2 separate regions of the Mus musculus genome follow, and region 1 is linked to region 2. The links are chromatin loops, found by intact Hi-C in ENCODE. Cell type or tissue: left cerebral cortex. All regions are shown on one strand.

Evidence for each region. Peaks named below come from ENCODE experiments on the same cell type or tissue, not always from the same donor. Only the 100,000 strongest peaks of a DNase experiment are listed, where the experiment ranks them.
Region 1: a loop joins it to region 2, with 8 times the contacts of the local background. A loop is called at or near these places in 29 of 42 quality-filtered maps.

The regions. Positions count from the first base shown.
Region 1 is chr9:61,962,541-61,970,540 of GRCm38, reverse strand. It overlaps Paqr5 (progestin and adipoQ receptor family member V), which reads left to right. Exons shown (of 8, transcript NM_028748.2): 5 at 1,634-1,760; 6 at 6,717-6,813. Among named protein-coding and RNA genes, the nearest start is that of Gm35152, 10 kb to the left of the region's middle. In left cerebral cortex, a CTCF peak has its summit at 4,746 (motif pointing left); DNase peaks (open chromatin) are centred at 3,016 and 4,736.
Region 2 is chr9:62,240,167-62,248,166 of GRCm38, reverse strand. A730043L09Rik (RIKEN cDNA A730043L09 gene) reads left to right here and starts at 4,067. Exons shown (of 3, transcript NR_040769.1): 1 at 4,067-4,223; 2 at 4,366-4,479; 3 at 4,638-5,571. In left cerebral cortex, CTCF peaks have their summits at 2,339 (motif pointing right), 3,454 and 3,655 (motif pointing right); DNase peaks (open chromatin) are centred at 3,686 and 7,561; H3K4me3 peaks cover 220 bases.

The DNA of each region.
Region 1 (8,000 bases), 280 kb after region 2:
GCTTCCTCAAGGCTCATTCTCTATAGCAGAATGTAGGAGGGTTATGAACAAACTTAATGCTTTTGAGTCTGAATCCGTCTCGCAGGGTAGCAATTGCTGTGATTGGCAGTGATCACCTTTACCTGACCTATCTCAAATACCCATCTCCCACAGGACCCCTAGAGGCTCAGGTCAGCTTTCTTCCTGCTGTATTTTCAGGTGGGCCTGAGGCCCCTTTACTCTTGCATTGGACGTAGCACTTGGTGCACATCTTAGCTCTGGATCAGCATCAGTGGTCCAGACAGCTCCCTGAGCACTGGGTCTGCAGCCGGGTTCCCTGGTCCCCTGGGGCAGAGCTCCTTGGGTGAGCTCTCATGGGAACTCTGCACCTTGCTGGGAAGGTGCTACTCAACCCTCTCTGCCCACACCTGTGTTTGTTTACATGTGTGTGGAGGTGAGGGGGCCTTGGGTGGCCTTTAGATGGCTTGCATTTTTGTTTGAGACAGATCAGTCACTGGAAAGTCTTAGACAAGGATGCCTGGCTAGGGAGCCTAGGGGTTTCCCTAACCACCTGTGCCTGCCTCTCTGGCACTAGGGTACAAGTGAATACCACCAAGCTGTGGTCCTTTGTCCCTGTGTTCGGCTTCACTAGAAGATCCTCCTGTGGAATGGGAGAAAAGCCCAAAGTTGAATCTGGCCTGTCTCTACCTGTAGCTGTGAATCCAAGGTTCTTGGTGGACTAAGACAGTGGTCCCAACCCCATCCGAGGCAGGATGGATGCCTCTTTCATAGGGGTCACCTCAGACAATTGGAAAAACAGATGTTTACATTATGAATCAAGACAGTAGCAAAATTACAGTTATGAAATGACAATGGAAATAATTTTATGGTTGGGGAAGCCAGCATGGTGTGAGGAATTAAAGGGTCACAGCATTAGCAGGGTTGAGAACCACAGTATTAGAGTAACAGATGGAATGGGGCCAGATCCAGCCTCTTCCATAGGTAAGGGTGCAGGGCCCAGCCACACCAAGATGGGCAGTAATAGTTCTGTCCAACCAATAGCGTTTGCCTTTAGTGTCTCTAGAAGGTCTAGATACAGCTGCCTCTTTCACACTCCAAACCAAACATGGTCATGGGTCACTCGCAGCTCGTCTTTGTCCCTGGGGCCTCCCTTCCTGTGATGCTGAGCTTCTCAGGGGAGCACCCTGTCCACAGGCAGATGAATTTGGAATCATCATTAGTGGCAGCTTGTGGTCAGAAGCAGGGATTCATCTCCAAACTGCCTGGGTTTGAAGCTTATTTCTGCTTTTTCTCTGCCGTGTGACTCTAAATGAGTTACTACATATCCCCATGCCTCCAGATGTTCACTTATAAAATCAGTGTAAGCTTTACATGGGACAGGATTGTAAAGACACGCGCACGCGCGCACACACACACACACACACACACACACACACCCCTACATTGCTGAAGGAACATAGCCTTATGGAATTTAGGTGGGCAGAGAGGCAAGGGGAGGGTATTCTGGGAAGACACAGAGACAGGCTAGTTCATAGGTCTATGCAGAAGATAAAGGCTAAGGTAGTCTTTCCCCTCAGGGATCCTCACAGAGCTGTGGCCTGGCTGCATCTCAAGGCTAGTGTTTCTTCCGCAGGCTCAGCCATCGCCTACTCTGCATACACGTTCCCTGATGCACTGGTCTGCAGTACCTTCCATGAGTGCTACGTAGCACTGGCCGTGCTAAACACCATTCTCAGCACTGGCCTCTCCTGCTACTCCAGGTACTGGGCATTCTGATCTTGGTGGGGCAGGGGTTGGGGGACCATGGGAGGACCTAGCAGGCATGGGATGGGCAGTTGGGGCCAGCTGAAGAGCCCAACAGAAAAGGCTCCAGGTATAGTCCCTGTCATACGACATATCAGTTGCTTTATTTATTTCTAGGACAAAGCACCTGACAAAAGTGACTTAAAGGAAGACAGTTTTCTCTGGCTCACAGTTTTCTCTGTGTGTTGGTGGGCACAGTCCATCAAGGCCGAGAAGTTACAGCGGCTGGGGCTTGAGGAAGATAGATGGTTCCACCAGCTATCTTAATGCTTTCCTCTCACTTCAAGACCCCAGCCTACAGTGTGATGTCACCACAGCTAGGGTGGGCCTTTCTACTTTAATTAATTTAATTTAGAAACTTCCTAATAGGCCTACCTCAAGATTTGTCTCCATGGTTTAGAAAGAAAGAAAGAAAGAAAGAGAGAGAGAGAGAGAGAGAGAGAGAGAGAGAGAGAGAACAATTAAAGGGCTGGAGAGATGGCTCAGCAGTTAAGAGCACTGACTACTCTTCCAAAGGTCCTGAGTTCAAATCCCAGCAACCACATGGTGTCTTACAACCATCCATAATGAGATCTGATGCCCTCTTCTGGTGTGTCTGAAAACAGCTACAGTGTACTTACATATAATAAATAAATAAATCTCTAAAAAAAAAAAAAAAGAAGAAAAAGAAAGAAAGAAAGAAAGAAAAGATTGTCTCCAAGTCTCCATGGTGACTCTAGATTCTATCTAGTTGACAATATCAGTTATCACACTGAACTTCATGGGTATCCCTTGGGCAGCCACTTGGCTCTTTGGAAAAGCCCCAAATATGACCAGATGCTCTGAAATTCTTCATAACGTAGACAAGAGTGACCCTACACTAGAATTGTTTTTATAGTCTCCATAAGTTCTACAGATGGCTTTACTGCTTAGGCAAGTCACTGTGTGTGTTCCTTGAATTTCAATCCTCTCCCCTGTACAGTGGGGTCAACACAGCTCCCTTCTGCATAGCCGATTCTCAGTCATATGCAGAGGATGCCTGCACAGGCATGGACAGGGAGAGGTCCTCAGAACCAGGCTGTCCTCCTCTCACAGGGATGGGTGGGAATGGCATCTCTAGGTGCACTGATGAAGGGCATTCAAGCGTGGCCACGAGTCATGCCAGCTCTCCGTGCACTGATGGGTGATGAAGAGCCTTCAGGCGTGGCCGTGAGTCATGCCAGCTCCCTGTCTCTAATCCTGTTACTCCTTTTCCTTTCATGCAAGATTCTGTGGGGCGGAGTGTGAGCCGCGTTGTCATGGGAGTATCTGTGCTAGTTGACACTGCTCTTTGCAGAAGTGGCCTGCCTGAAAGCACAGGCTTCCTCGGTTGCTTAGGAAACCTTCCAGGTGACTGTAGCCAGGTGACAGCCCTATCTACATAGTGCTAAGAAGTGGCAGGCCAGGAGAGGTACTAGGGTTGCATGTGTGTCCTCTGTACCCCCAACTGTACTGTCCCCTCTCCAGGGAGAAGCAGGCATAGTAAGGGCTTCCTCTTTGGTATGGTCTTGGTTCTAGTTTGCTCTGAGTGACACCCAGGTTGTGGGGAACCTGCCAAATTGTGTCTTTCTTTCTTTTTATGGGGGGGGGGGGTAAGATTTTTCTGCAGCATCCGATAGGTTTACCCAGGTTTTCCTCCTTTTGCCGGAATTTTTGGGAAGGACTAGAGGCAGGCATAGTTTGCTCTCCCTGGGAGTCAAAGTGTCTTGCTTGGTGTGCCCCACTGAATTTTCTGTAGCATCATCCCTGGGGAACTGCTCTCTCATATTCTTGGAAGATGCGGAAAGACTCTCTGATTTTCTTGGAAATCACAGAATTCCATGAAAGCTGGATGGAGCTTGAATCTACCTGTAGAGCCAGGAAATAAAGTCTCTGCTCCTGGATCACTGGGTCCTTCTAATTCCAGGAGGCGTTAAACTGTGTAGTATACAGCGTCTGTGCCATGGTGAAGCGAGGTGAATACTTGGTCAGAGGCATATTCACAGCACAGAGGTGCAGTGTGCCTGGGTGGCCTTTCCTCTGGCTGCCTGGGCTCCTGGGTAGACCCTGCATCTGGTCTTTGGGTCAGTTATTGTCCCTATGTAGTTGGTCCCTTAGCTCCTCATGGCTCTGGTATTCAGAACTGGGGGCCAGAGAGAGCAAATGTTGTGCTTAGTAGGGGTAGAGATGGCGCATGGGTGTGAAAGATGCAGTCCCTACGATCTGTGGGTCAAGACTTCTTTCCCAAGAGCACAGAGTGCAGCCTATTGGGATGTTTGCAGCCTTTTAAATTAAGTTTTTAAAGCTCCTGGCTACCTGTTACCACCAGGATACATTGCTTTATTCTAGTCCAGAGTTCCCCCACACCCCACCCTGACCATGCAGGTCCACGGTGGATGCTGTATATTTAGCATGCCTGCAGTATTTGGATGAAGACATGTGGCACAGACCCAGGAATGTCTTGTGACCCCATGTTTGGGGCTTCCTCTCCTTGACAACGACGTACTTTGTTTCTGCTGATCCTGAGAGTACATCTGGGCTACTGTGCCCATTCACCTAACCAACATTCCTCAAAGGCTGCCTGGGCTCTGGGACCCATGTGAAAAGTCTGGCACTGTGGGTGGAGTAAGGTTGTGCCCTCAGAGGGTTCCAGGAATAGGAAAGGCGCGCGCGCACACACACACACACACACACACACACACACACACACACACACACACACACAGCTTACTGCTCTATGGAGCAGGACAGAGAGCAAGAGAAGCAGGTCATGTCAGTGGCTCAATGGCACTCATTTAGACACACAGGTTGTCTTAGGATTACTGACTCAATGGGCAGAGTTCTCAGTCCTCAGGCCTGTAAACCAGCTGTGCTTGGCAGTGCTTTGGAGGCATCTTGGGCCAGGGCTGCTACCTCCAGGAATCTCTGGCTGTGGTGACATCCTGTGGCTAGATGTGGAATTGCACCTTGGGAGTGGCCCCCCCTCTTCTGTGGTTTGGATTTTTTTTTTTTGCCTCTGTTTCTATTTTGCTTCTTCTACTTTTTGTCCCCTGCAGACCCAGCTTTGCTGCTGGAGAGGCTGATTCATTTGCCTCCTGGGGAAGTACTTTTTCAGGCCTGGTGACAAGTCACAGGAAACCATGCTTTGGGGCACAGCCCTCCACAAGTCAGAGCCCGATTTTCTTTGCGTGTAAGTGGCCAGCCACAAGGAGCACTCTTTTAGGAGTAAGCCCGGCCCAGGCACTGCAGATACATAACCGCACTGCTGTGGTTGGACAGCTTCTGCTGGGGTTATGGGCCCCTGGGGGAAGAAAGACTGAGGCTGGGCCTGGCAGGGGCAGGCAGGGGCACTTGGGCCAAATCCTAGCTGTGTCTGTTCTCAGCTCCTCCTTAGACCCTCCACCCAGAACCTGTCCTCTCTTGCTCTTACCTTCTGCTCCAACATAGCTGTGATGAGAGGGGAGGGGTTTGTTTTCATAGCAACTGTTTAGTAGCTGGGCTGTGTGTGACTCTAAGGGCCGTGGTGCCTCTTTTCTTCAAGTCCTTATAACAACACTATGAGGGAGGGACAGGTCAGACACAGCTTTAGAGGCAACCTGCCAGGGCAGCGCGATCCTGATGTGTCCAGCCTGTACTGGAATCTGGGGTGTCCCTGTGGAGCCACAGTGCATCCGCCTCTTCCCCAGTGTTGTAGTGTAATCATGAAGGTAATTGGGTTTGGTTTTTGTTTGTTTCATTTATTTATTTATGTATATGAGTACACTGTAGCCACTTTCAGACATACCAGAAGAGGGCATCATATTCCATTACAGATGGTTGCGAGCCACCATGTGATTGCTGGGAATTAAACTCAGGACCTTTGGAAGAGTAGTCAATGCTCTTAACCACTGAGCCATCTCTACAGCCCTTGTTTTGGTTTTTGAACTCAGGGTCTCCTATAGACGAGGCTGACTTCAAATTCACGATATAAAATATATTTAAAATGACCTTGAGGAGTCTGAAGAGATGGCACTCATATAAATAAAATAAATCTTTTTTAAAAATGACCGTGAACTTCTGATCCACCTGCCTTGACCTCTGAGTGTTGGACTCACAGGCAAGTGTCACCATGTCTGGCTTATGAGCACCGAGGATGGAATCCAAGGCTTCCTGCATGCTATCCTGGTACTCTACTAGCTGAGCTACATCTACAGCCCCAGAGCTGCAGTTTTGTATGGGGTCTCCCTGCTAAATCCTGACCTCCTGGTAGCCAGCCTGAGTGTCTGTACTGCTGAAGGTCTAAAGCTATTGCCCCTCTCTAGGTCCCCAGTGGTGACCAGTCTAGAAAGTTCCTGTCTCTTGCTTCTAAACAGTAAGCGCAATGGATTCCTTTTGGATTCTGTCTTTGCATTGGAGGGTAGTGGGACAGCTTGGGGAAGAGGGAAAGACAGACCCTCTGCATAGTCACTCTCCCCAGGCCGGTGTTCTTGTGCATGGCATAAATATTTTAGAAACTCCTCTGGATTATCCAGCACCTCCTTGAATCCAGGTCTTTGTGTGGCCATCACCTGGGTGGTTCCAGTTGCTTGGGTTCATCTCTGTTTCTGTAGAATGTGAGACCTGGGGTTTGTGCTTGAGGCCACTTCCTGTCTCTGTGGTGTCCACCTTCTAAAACTTCTCTGCTGTTTGATCCCCTCTGTCCTCATCCTGGTTTGCCTACCATTACGTTTCATGTTCTTAGAGCAAGTTTCTCCTTCTTCGCTGAGGTCTTGTCATTTCCACCAGTGTAGGAGGGATGAGAAAGGCTCGTGAGAAGCTGTGGTCCATGGTCCTAGTCCATGCATGACTGTACAGTATGTGAAAGTACTTGTCCTCTGTTGATGACCCGTGGGCATATGTGTGAGGTCCTGAAAAGCTTCCATCCTCCCTGGCTGCAGGTTTCTTGAACTCCAGAAGCCCCGGCTCTGCAAGCTACTCCGGGTCCTGGCCTTCGCCTACCCCTACACTTGGGACTCACTCCCCATCTTCTACAGGGTAAGCACACGGAGCCTACCTCTCCTCTCCTCCGGTCAGCAGTGCCCAGGGGATGGTTTCCTGAGCTCTGAGGAAGTCATAACACCGTGGAGGGCCCTGGCGGGACCCATAGGGGTTGAGTGCTGCGGTTAGTTAGAGATAGTCTGAACACAGAGGCCCTTGGAAACAAACTGACTAGGGCCTTAGCAACAGCCACAGAGAACTGGGCAAGGCTTGCAGCCTGGGGGTTGGTGAACATCAGTGCCAGCTGAGGGGAAAGCCCAGTACATGCATGACTGTACATGCATGACTGTACAGTATCAGGAATGCAGTGTGTCAGTGAAGGAAAGGTGGGGATGGACGTCTTAAAGGCAACATGAAAATGAGGCAGAAAAGACCAGGGAGGGGAGCTGAGGTGAGATAACAAACGCAAGAAGGGAAAAGACCCTCACTTGCAGGTCAGGTGGGCTTGGGTTCAAATCCTAGTCTCCATGGTTACTTGTTGTGGGATTTAGGCAGTACATATAACCTTCCCGAACCTAGGTTTCCGCATCTGTTATGAGGCTAGTGTCTGCTTCTGCATAGGAGGTAATGAAGATTCCTGGATATAATGCATCTTACAGGTCCAGAGTTACCTTGTAAGTGGGCTTCTCCCAGAGGCAGTGTGAGGCCCAAATGGCAGGGGGTCGGGGCACAGGGTAGTGAATGAGGAGTTTGCCTGCTACCTGTGGGAAGCAGCGAGTGTTTGCTCTGTAATTCCCTTGAGTGGGTCTACAGAGACTTGGGGGATGGGCACGCAGTTCACTGCTCTCAGTCCTTGGAGTTTGTGCAGACACAGAGAATAGCCGCTGGTGGCCATTGTCAGTTACATGCAGATTTCATGCCCTGTGATGCTATCTAGTGGCTGTGTGGGACAGCAGGGCAGAGGGGCAGGGGATGGCAGCAGAAGTGTGCTGCCTCCATTCCAACCGTCGCCTCACTGCTTATCAGTGGCTCCTGCAAGCCAATCTCAGGCTTAGTCGAGTCTGCCTTAAGGTCCCTACTAAAGCTCAGATAGGGCGAGGCATGCAGATGGTCAGCCTGGTGCCCGGTTCCTCGTAGTAGGGGAAACTACTTTTGTTATTTATAAAAATGACACAAAAATTCTGCTTAACCTTGAAGCAATATAATAGTCATACACTGTAGGGTGGTGGATGCTGGGTATGGAG
Region 2 (8,000 bases):
GAACTCAAGACCATCATCCCAGGGATAGTACTACCTACAATAGCCTAGGCCCTCCTCTCTTGTCAATCATTAATTAAGAAAATGCCTACATGAGCCAGCCCCGGAGATGTGAGAACAGGAGAGCTGGCCCAACCCCTTAAAGGCTGCATCACTTGGGGGAGTGGGCCCCACATCTTGACTGGACAGCACAGCGGAGCTGGCTCTGGAGGAGTGGGTATTGTTGAGATAGCCCAAGTGCATGAGAGCAGGAGAGCTGCCCTTGCTCCCTGGTGATGGCAGCAGCATCAGGTGGCTATCGGAATCAGTGCTGGAGAGGTGGGGAGGATAAGGGAAAGCCAGGGCACTGACTAGCTAGCTCAGCTACCACCTGGGCCCAGAGCAAGTTGGTCCACCCCCAAATCTATATCATCTGCAAACGGTTGGGACACGTGAAAGGGCAAGTCTTGCTGATCCAAAGTCCCAGGATCTCCATGACACAGGATAAACAGGAGGAGACCCAGTGAGGATTGATGGTGTCAGAGAAGCCAGGGGTCAAGGACTCATTGCAATGAACATTTGCAAGTGAAGATGTGTGGACAGAGGGATCTACTGTGGGACAGCTTCCCTCGTGAGATGTTTGTTTTCTATGCTTTGTTTGTCTGTGTATTTTTCTTTTTATTTTGGAGAGTGGTTTGCAAGGGAGGATATAAGGGAACAGGGAGACAAGCTGGACTTGGGTGCATGATATGAAACTCACAAAGAATAAAAAAAAGGTGTGTGTGTGTGTGTGAGAGAGAGAGAGAGAGAGAGAGAGAGAGAGAGAGAGAGAGAGTTCTCAACTCAGGTTCCTTCCTTTTAGATAACTGTAACTTGTGTGTCAAGCTGACATAAAACCAGCCAGCACAAATAGCAACCCTAATACCATATCTTCATTTGGCTGAGTCCATGTTCCCTACTTTTTTCCTTAGCAGCGCCCTTTTAAAGCATGGTTTTATTGCATTTTATTTATTAATTTTGTTTGTGTGAGAGCCATGGGGTACATGTGGAGGGCAGGGGACAACTTTCAGGAGCTGGTTTACTCCTTCCACCGTGTGGTTCCTAGGAATTGAACTCAGGTCATCAGGCTTGGTGGCAAACACCTGTACCAGCTGAGTCATCATATCTCTGCCCCTGCTTTGATATTCTCTCTCTCTATATATATATCTATAGATATATATAGATATAGATATAGATATCACACATATGCAAACACACACACACACTGTAGCTGTCTTCAGGCACACCCAGAAGAGGGCATCAGACATCAGATTCCATTACAGATGTTGTGAGCCACCATGTGGTTGCTGGGAATTGAACTCAGGACCTCTGGTAGAGCAGTCAAGTGCTCTTAACCACTGAGCCATCTCTCCAGCCCTGCTTTGATATTCTTGAGAGCATTTGGAAGAGAGCTGGTGTGGGTGTTTAGACTGGTAGAGTTCATTGGAAACAGACTCTGTGTGGCTTTTTAATTAATCTCAAGATTGTCATGAGTGGATTCAAATTCCTTTGATAAACACAGCTTATAAGTTCAAGTAAACAGACACAATTTCTCACAAGAAACAGTTAAACAGATGTCATTTTCAATAACAAACATCCAAAGGCTTAAACTCCAGCCAGCAGTCTTTGAGAGATAAACCTTAGGATATTGCAAAGAAGCTCTGCCCTTTCTGGTAAATAACAACCACGGCAAATATTTGCAGGGTGCTGGCTTTGCTCTGTGTGCGTCTACGTATATGAATCCATTAGAAACCCCATTTTGTAACAGCGAGCCAGAAGCAAAGGCTCGATGTAATTTAAAATGCCTAGCTGCCGGCATACGAATACTCGCAGCCCGCTTCTCCCTGATCTGAATAAACACAGGGTAAAGCAGACGCAGAGCTTCGCTCTCCCCAAGCCGCTTGAGCCAACAGCTTTATTACATTGAACCTTCTTCTGAGATTTCTCATTAATCACAGCTGAAGCGCGTAGCCTCTGATCTTAACTTTAATTATGAAACCTTGAGGTTCGGTGGTTTTCAATTTCCAATTTCTCTAGTTTGAGCTTCATTCACCCTGAGCTGGAATCTGTATTTTGTCCTTAGAGGACAATAGGTGCAGGGCATGTACTTCCTGCTCTTCCTGTTTCCTCCCTGATAGGATACAGATGCTTGTATTATCTACCTGTAGCTCGCTCTCCAGGACTGAGCTGTCGGAGCCGGGCATGATAAGAGTGCTTGCTTAGAGGGCATTTTGATTCCAGCCCTGCTAAAAACGAGAAGAAGGACTCTATCTATCATGGGCCTTGGTAGGGGTAGTCTTACTGGAATGAGGTAAAGCCCTGCAGCCTGCAGGGGGCAGTGAGGCTGAGTCCAAGGTTGCAACAAGAAATACAGAAATACGGGCCAAGCAGCCAAGCTGTGATACTAATTTTATAGCCAAAGTTCAGACAGCTCTGTGATGTGCATCTATGATGTTTTCCTCCTCTGTGTGTGCACGTGTGTCTGTCTGTCTGTCTATCTTGGTCCCTTGCCCTCCTTTTACCCATGCCTCATTGATCTTCTGAGAAGCGAGATGCAGACAATACCTTTCTGCATCCAGTCATCTGGTTTACATACCTAAGAATCCAGCCACCTGGGACGTAGCCACCCTGACAACCTCTCCTCGTCAGTCTTTTCCACTGGGACCGAGGCTAATCACATGCCCTGGTTGTTCCAGTGAAGGTGGTTGGAAAAGAGGGGCTCACTCGCACGAAGCTTCGCCTGTTGGAGCTGGGGCCAGGCCTGGTGCTAGGGCCTTCCCCACAGTCTCCAGTAATCGAAGGTGGGACAGTGGGTAAAAGCACTTGCCACATGTGTATGAGGTTCCAAATTTGGACCCCCTAGAGCCCACACAAAGGCAGACATGATAGCACATGTCTGTAATCCCAGTTGCCTTAGGGCAAGACAAGAGATGGAGTCAGGAGACTCCCCGAAAGCTGCAGGTGCACTCTGCTCTTGGACTGAATATTCAGTTTGAGCCTCTGCTTCAGGTTCCCCCCTATGGGAATTTTCTCCCCTGCTGTGATGGGCTGGACCTCAAACTGGGAGTCAGAATAAACCCATCCTTCTTCAAGTTGTCTTTGCCAGGGTCTTTTCTATCAACGAACTGGAAAACAACCATCTAGTTATGCGCCTGTTGCTGTAATAAAGCACTTTGGGAGGGAAAGGGTTTATTTCATCTTACAGTTCTACATTGTAGTGTGTCAGTCACCAAAGGAAGTCAGGGCAGGGACAAGAGGCAGGGACTGAAGCACAGCCTGTGGAGGAGGGCTGCTTTCTGGCTTGCTCCCCACAGCCTGCTCAGCCCATTATTTTTAATACAATCCAGGACCTCTAGCCCAGGGGCGGCATAACCCACAGAGGGCTGGGTCCTCCCACATTAATCATTAATCAAGAAAATGCCCCATAGGATTATGTATAGGCTAATATCACAGGGCACTTTGCTAGTGCAAGTCTCTCTTCCCAGATGAATGAAGTCTGTGTCAAGTTGACATACAACTAACCCGGAAAGGAGCTAAGACACTGGTCATAGGTGAAAGAACTTGGTCGGAAGAATTGAGTGTCCTTCTGTCCCCCATGACTAATCGAAAGTGCCCTTTGCTTTCTCTATAGGCAGACTCCAGTTGTCCACAAGAGGGCGCTGTAGAACCAGGGAATCTCCGGAGGCTTCACTTCACTTCACCCGGAGGCAGGATCGTTCCTAAAGGGTTTAAATGGAATGAAAGAGGGCCTGGAGGACGCACCCTGTTACAGACTCTCTGCTTCAGGCAGCACCTCCAGGCTCAGTCTCTGACCATCTGTGGGTATCTGTCCTTCTTCTCTGTAAGCTGTGAACTTCCCAGGGTCTGACCTGTGGTGCCGGAGACCTAGCACGCGTGAGGTGGACAGGCCTAAGCTGGCTGAGAGTGTCACTGGAGCACGGGAGTACTGAAACGTACGAGCTCTGGAAAGGAGTGCAGCACATCAAGTTGTCAGCTGGGATCTGGAGACCAGGAGTGCAAACACAGCGGGCGGAGTGACGCTGCCAGAGCCATTCTGCTCTGAGAGACAGCAGGCATTAGCAAAACCAACCGTTAGGTGCACAAGTGCCGTTTGTTAATGCGCTGGGAGCCAGAGGACACTGATGGGAGGAGAGGTCACACAAGCTTTACTGAGAAGTGTCACTAGCCTGGCAGACAAGACTGAAAAGGTGGGGGGCGGTGTTAGGGACAGCAGCAGAGATTGTCCCTGTGCAAACACCTGGTCAGCAGTCGGGTCACTGGACTGACATAGTTTCTGCTGTGCTGTGCTTGGAGATGTGCCTCTCTGAGCCATCACTTTACCATCCACAGAGTGAACAAATCGATGTGTGTCGGGTGCAGACGTCGAAGCCCACGCCTGTAATCCAGCACGTGTGGATATGAAGGCAGAAGAATCAGAAATGGAAGGCCAGTCTCAGCGCCGTGGTGAGTTCAAGGTCAGAGTGGGCTACATGAGATCCTTCCTCAAAAAAAAAAAAAAAATTGATGTTTTTGTGGCAAAAGGTATATTTTTTTAAAAAAAGAAACCCCAATAGAACATTATGTTTAAAAAAGACTATCTGACATGCCTGTTCACGTGACAGAAAAATAAATGACGGGCCAGAGAGATGGCTCAGCAGATGAAGGTACTCGCCACCAACACTGACGACCAGAGTGCCACTCCAGGACCCAGATGGTGGAAAGAGAGAACCAGCTGCTTAGGACTGTTCTCTGACCTCCACATGCCCTCCCCCCTTTCCCTTTTCTCCGTCCCCCTCTTTCCCACTCCTACATGATTCTCTCACCCATGGGGGGGGGGCCCAGCCCGGTGACCATACCCTACTCAGGGTTTCCTTCTCCCGTGGCCCCCAATCACAGGGATGCAGTGAGCATCCAACAGTCTGGCTCCAGTTCAGATATTAAAGCGCCATCTTTAGGAACTGTCCCAGGTAGCTGCCAAGGGTACCCTATCTCCCCACCCTCTGCTTTCACCTGAGCTCCTTATCCTGGGCACATGCTGGAGACATGCTCAGCAGTCATGAGCACGGCTGTTCTTCCAGAGGACCAGGGTTTGGTTCTTGGTACCCATAGCTGGTGGTTCACAAAGCCTGTGACTCCAGTTCCAGGGGATCCTATGGTCTCTCCTGGCCTCTGTGGGCAGCACCACACACACTCTTGTTACACACATTGTGGTGGTTTGAATGAAAATGGCTCCCATAGGCTCAGAGGGAGTGCCACTGTTAGGAGATGTAGCCTTATTAAAGTAGATATGGCCTTGCTGGAGGAAGTGTGTCACTGGGGGTGGGCTTTGAGGTTTCAGATGCTCAAGCCAGGCTCAGTCACACTCTCTCTTCCTGCTGCCTGTGGATCCAGGTGTAGAACTCTCAGCTACTTCTCCAGTGCGTCTGCCTATATGCCTCTGTGCTTCCCACCATGGTGACAATGGACAAAACCTCTGAGCTATAAGCCAGCTTCCTTTATAAGTGTTGCCATGGTCATAGTGTCTCTTCGAAGCAATGGAAGCCCCATATAAGACACACATAAATAAAAAATAAAACCTTAAGACTTTAGCCAGGAGTTACTCATGATGATATTTTAAATCCATATACTTATGCATGGCTTATGTAATATTTTTTAAATAAACAAATGTAGAGATGGTAATGTCACCTGAGATCTCCAATACTGGATGGGGGGAGATAGCTCAATAGGTAACGCCACTGCTGTACAACCATGAGTACCTGAGGAAAAATAGCTGTGTATGGTGGGGTGCACCTGTCCCCCCACTGCACTGGGGACCCCGGGAGGTTATTGACCAATAACCTGAACTATCTCCAGATTCAATGAGGGACCCTGACACCAAACATAAGGAGGAGAGTGACAGAGAAAGGCATGTGACATCAGAACCTGGCCTCACTCGGCCACACATAGCTGCACATGCTACACACAGAGGTGGGAGATTTCAAGAGCTCAAGTGAGTGTATTTCAGGTAATGGCCAAGGGATGGGCCACCCAGTGTATAGGGGGAACACCAATGCCCAGACATGGGCATTATTCATTATTTTTAGTCCCAGGCTTAAGTGATCTAAGTATTAAAATGAGAAACAGCCTCATGGAAGTCTGAGGCTGGCCTGAAAAGCCTGCATAGATCATGAGCAGATATAAAGATAAAGTTGTGGACACAGGGACCAAGCTTAGCACAAGCCCAAACGGGAGTCCAGACACCTGGGGCATGGTCTGTGCCAAACAAGTACATCGCCAGTCTTTTTATGGCTCATCTTTATAGTGATCTTGCTCTCCTTTAAAAATAAGGTTAATTTCAACAAGGTGTTTATTTTATGATGGAATCCATTCTGTAAGGAGGAAGGGGCAAGCTCCACGTCAGGGGGTGGTGGGATGGAGACCTGCCTCTCAAGGGAAGCTTCCAGACGTCCAACTCTCACCATCCAGCTTGGCAAAGGAAAAAGCTGCAAAAAAAAAAAAAAAAAAAAAAAAAAAAAATCCAAATTTGCCTAGATCTGAGTTTTAACACACAGATAAATTTTTCTAAACACCCTCAAAGGCCATTCAAGGGAAATAAATGGCTTTTCCTCCCTCCAGTGACACACAGTTACCTCCACTCCTGGGTGACTCCTGGGGAGAGGTGAACAATGTCTAGACAGCTCAGAGAGAGCACCACGAACAGACCAAAGACACTCTCCCACTGGGATATGACTCAGTGGACCAGGGAGTCTGTGGGGTTACTCGTGGGAGCACAGTGACTCTAAAGCAGCTACAGCATAGAGAAGCCCACCCAAGCGCCAGTGAGGTCTCCGCAAAGCTGCATACCTATAGTTCCCTTCTGGACTTGCAGGAGGCTCAGCACGGTGTAAAGGCTAATTCTGATTGTCTAGTTGATTGGATCTGGAATTACCTAAGAGACATGCCTCTGTGTCCATCTATGGAGGTGTTTCTAGGATGGGTGAAGATTCCCAGAGCAGATAGACGTTCAGATAGGACATCTGCCTATCTTCACTCCTTGCTGGTGAGTGTGTCTATCCCATTGCTTTGAGAAGCCCAGTTTCTTCAGCCGTTCAATATGGGCTGAAGCCCGGAGGTTCTCCAGGAGTGCTCCAGGCCTTCAACACCAGACTAGGACTGCTAAGGCATCCGGCATCGTGGATTGAGGAATTTCTGAGTTCTCAACCTCTTCAGTGTGTGGGCAGCTAGCACTGAGCTACTCTGTCCATATCACGGAAGTCAGTGCACCCAGTCTCCCTTGCGACACATATTCTGTCTCAGATCCTTTCTTAAAGAACCTGACTAACACATGTGGTATTGTGTGAACTCCAGGAGGGCGGGTGTTCTTGTCTCTGTCTTCCATGAAGGGAGCTGGCATGACTGGCTGGAACCCTCACCTCTGACCTTCTCTGATGCTCCATTCCAGAGCAACAAATGCCACTATCCTTGCAGCAGACAGGACAGTATGACACGACAGAGTAGGCAGCTGCCCTTTAAGATGCAATTTCAGGCACCCCAGAAAGAACACACCTCCATCTCCCACACCTCTACCACCCACGGTCACGTTGGTTCCAGAGTAAGCGGTCTGGTTCCATTTGCAAATCCAACCTGCTTGCAGAGGTTCACTCCACCTTAGTGTCCCCAGACTGGAAATGCTGGTGACAGCTACTCTAACTTCCTCTCTGGAATATGAGGAGGTGTTACAGGGGTCCCTGCTCCTCCTCGGCTACAACCTCCTCCTCCTCCTCATGTTTCTCCCTCCTCCTTTTAACTCAAAAGAGATGGATGACTTACAAAGAGCAAATGAGTCAGAAATAGGGAAGCGGAAAAAGAGAACGATTTTGCCAAGTTATTATTCAGAGGTGCTCTCTGGGACCGAGAACAAGAGCGACCCCATCAATCACACAGCAGAGCGCCCGGGCAGGCGATCTATGGTGTCAGCCGACAGCCATTGCATGAGCAAGTAGGCC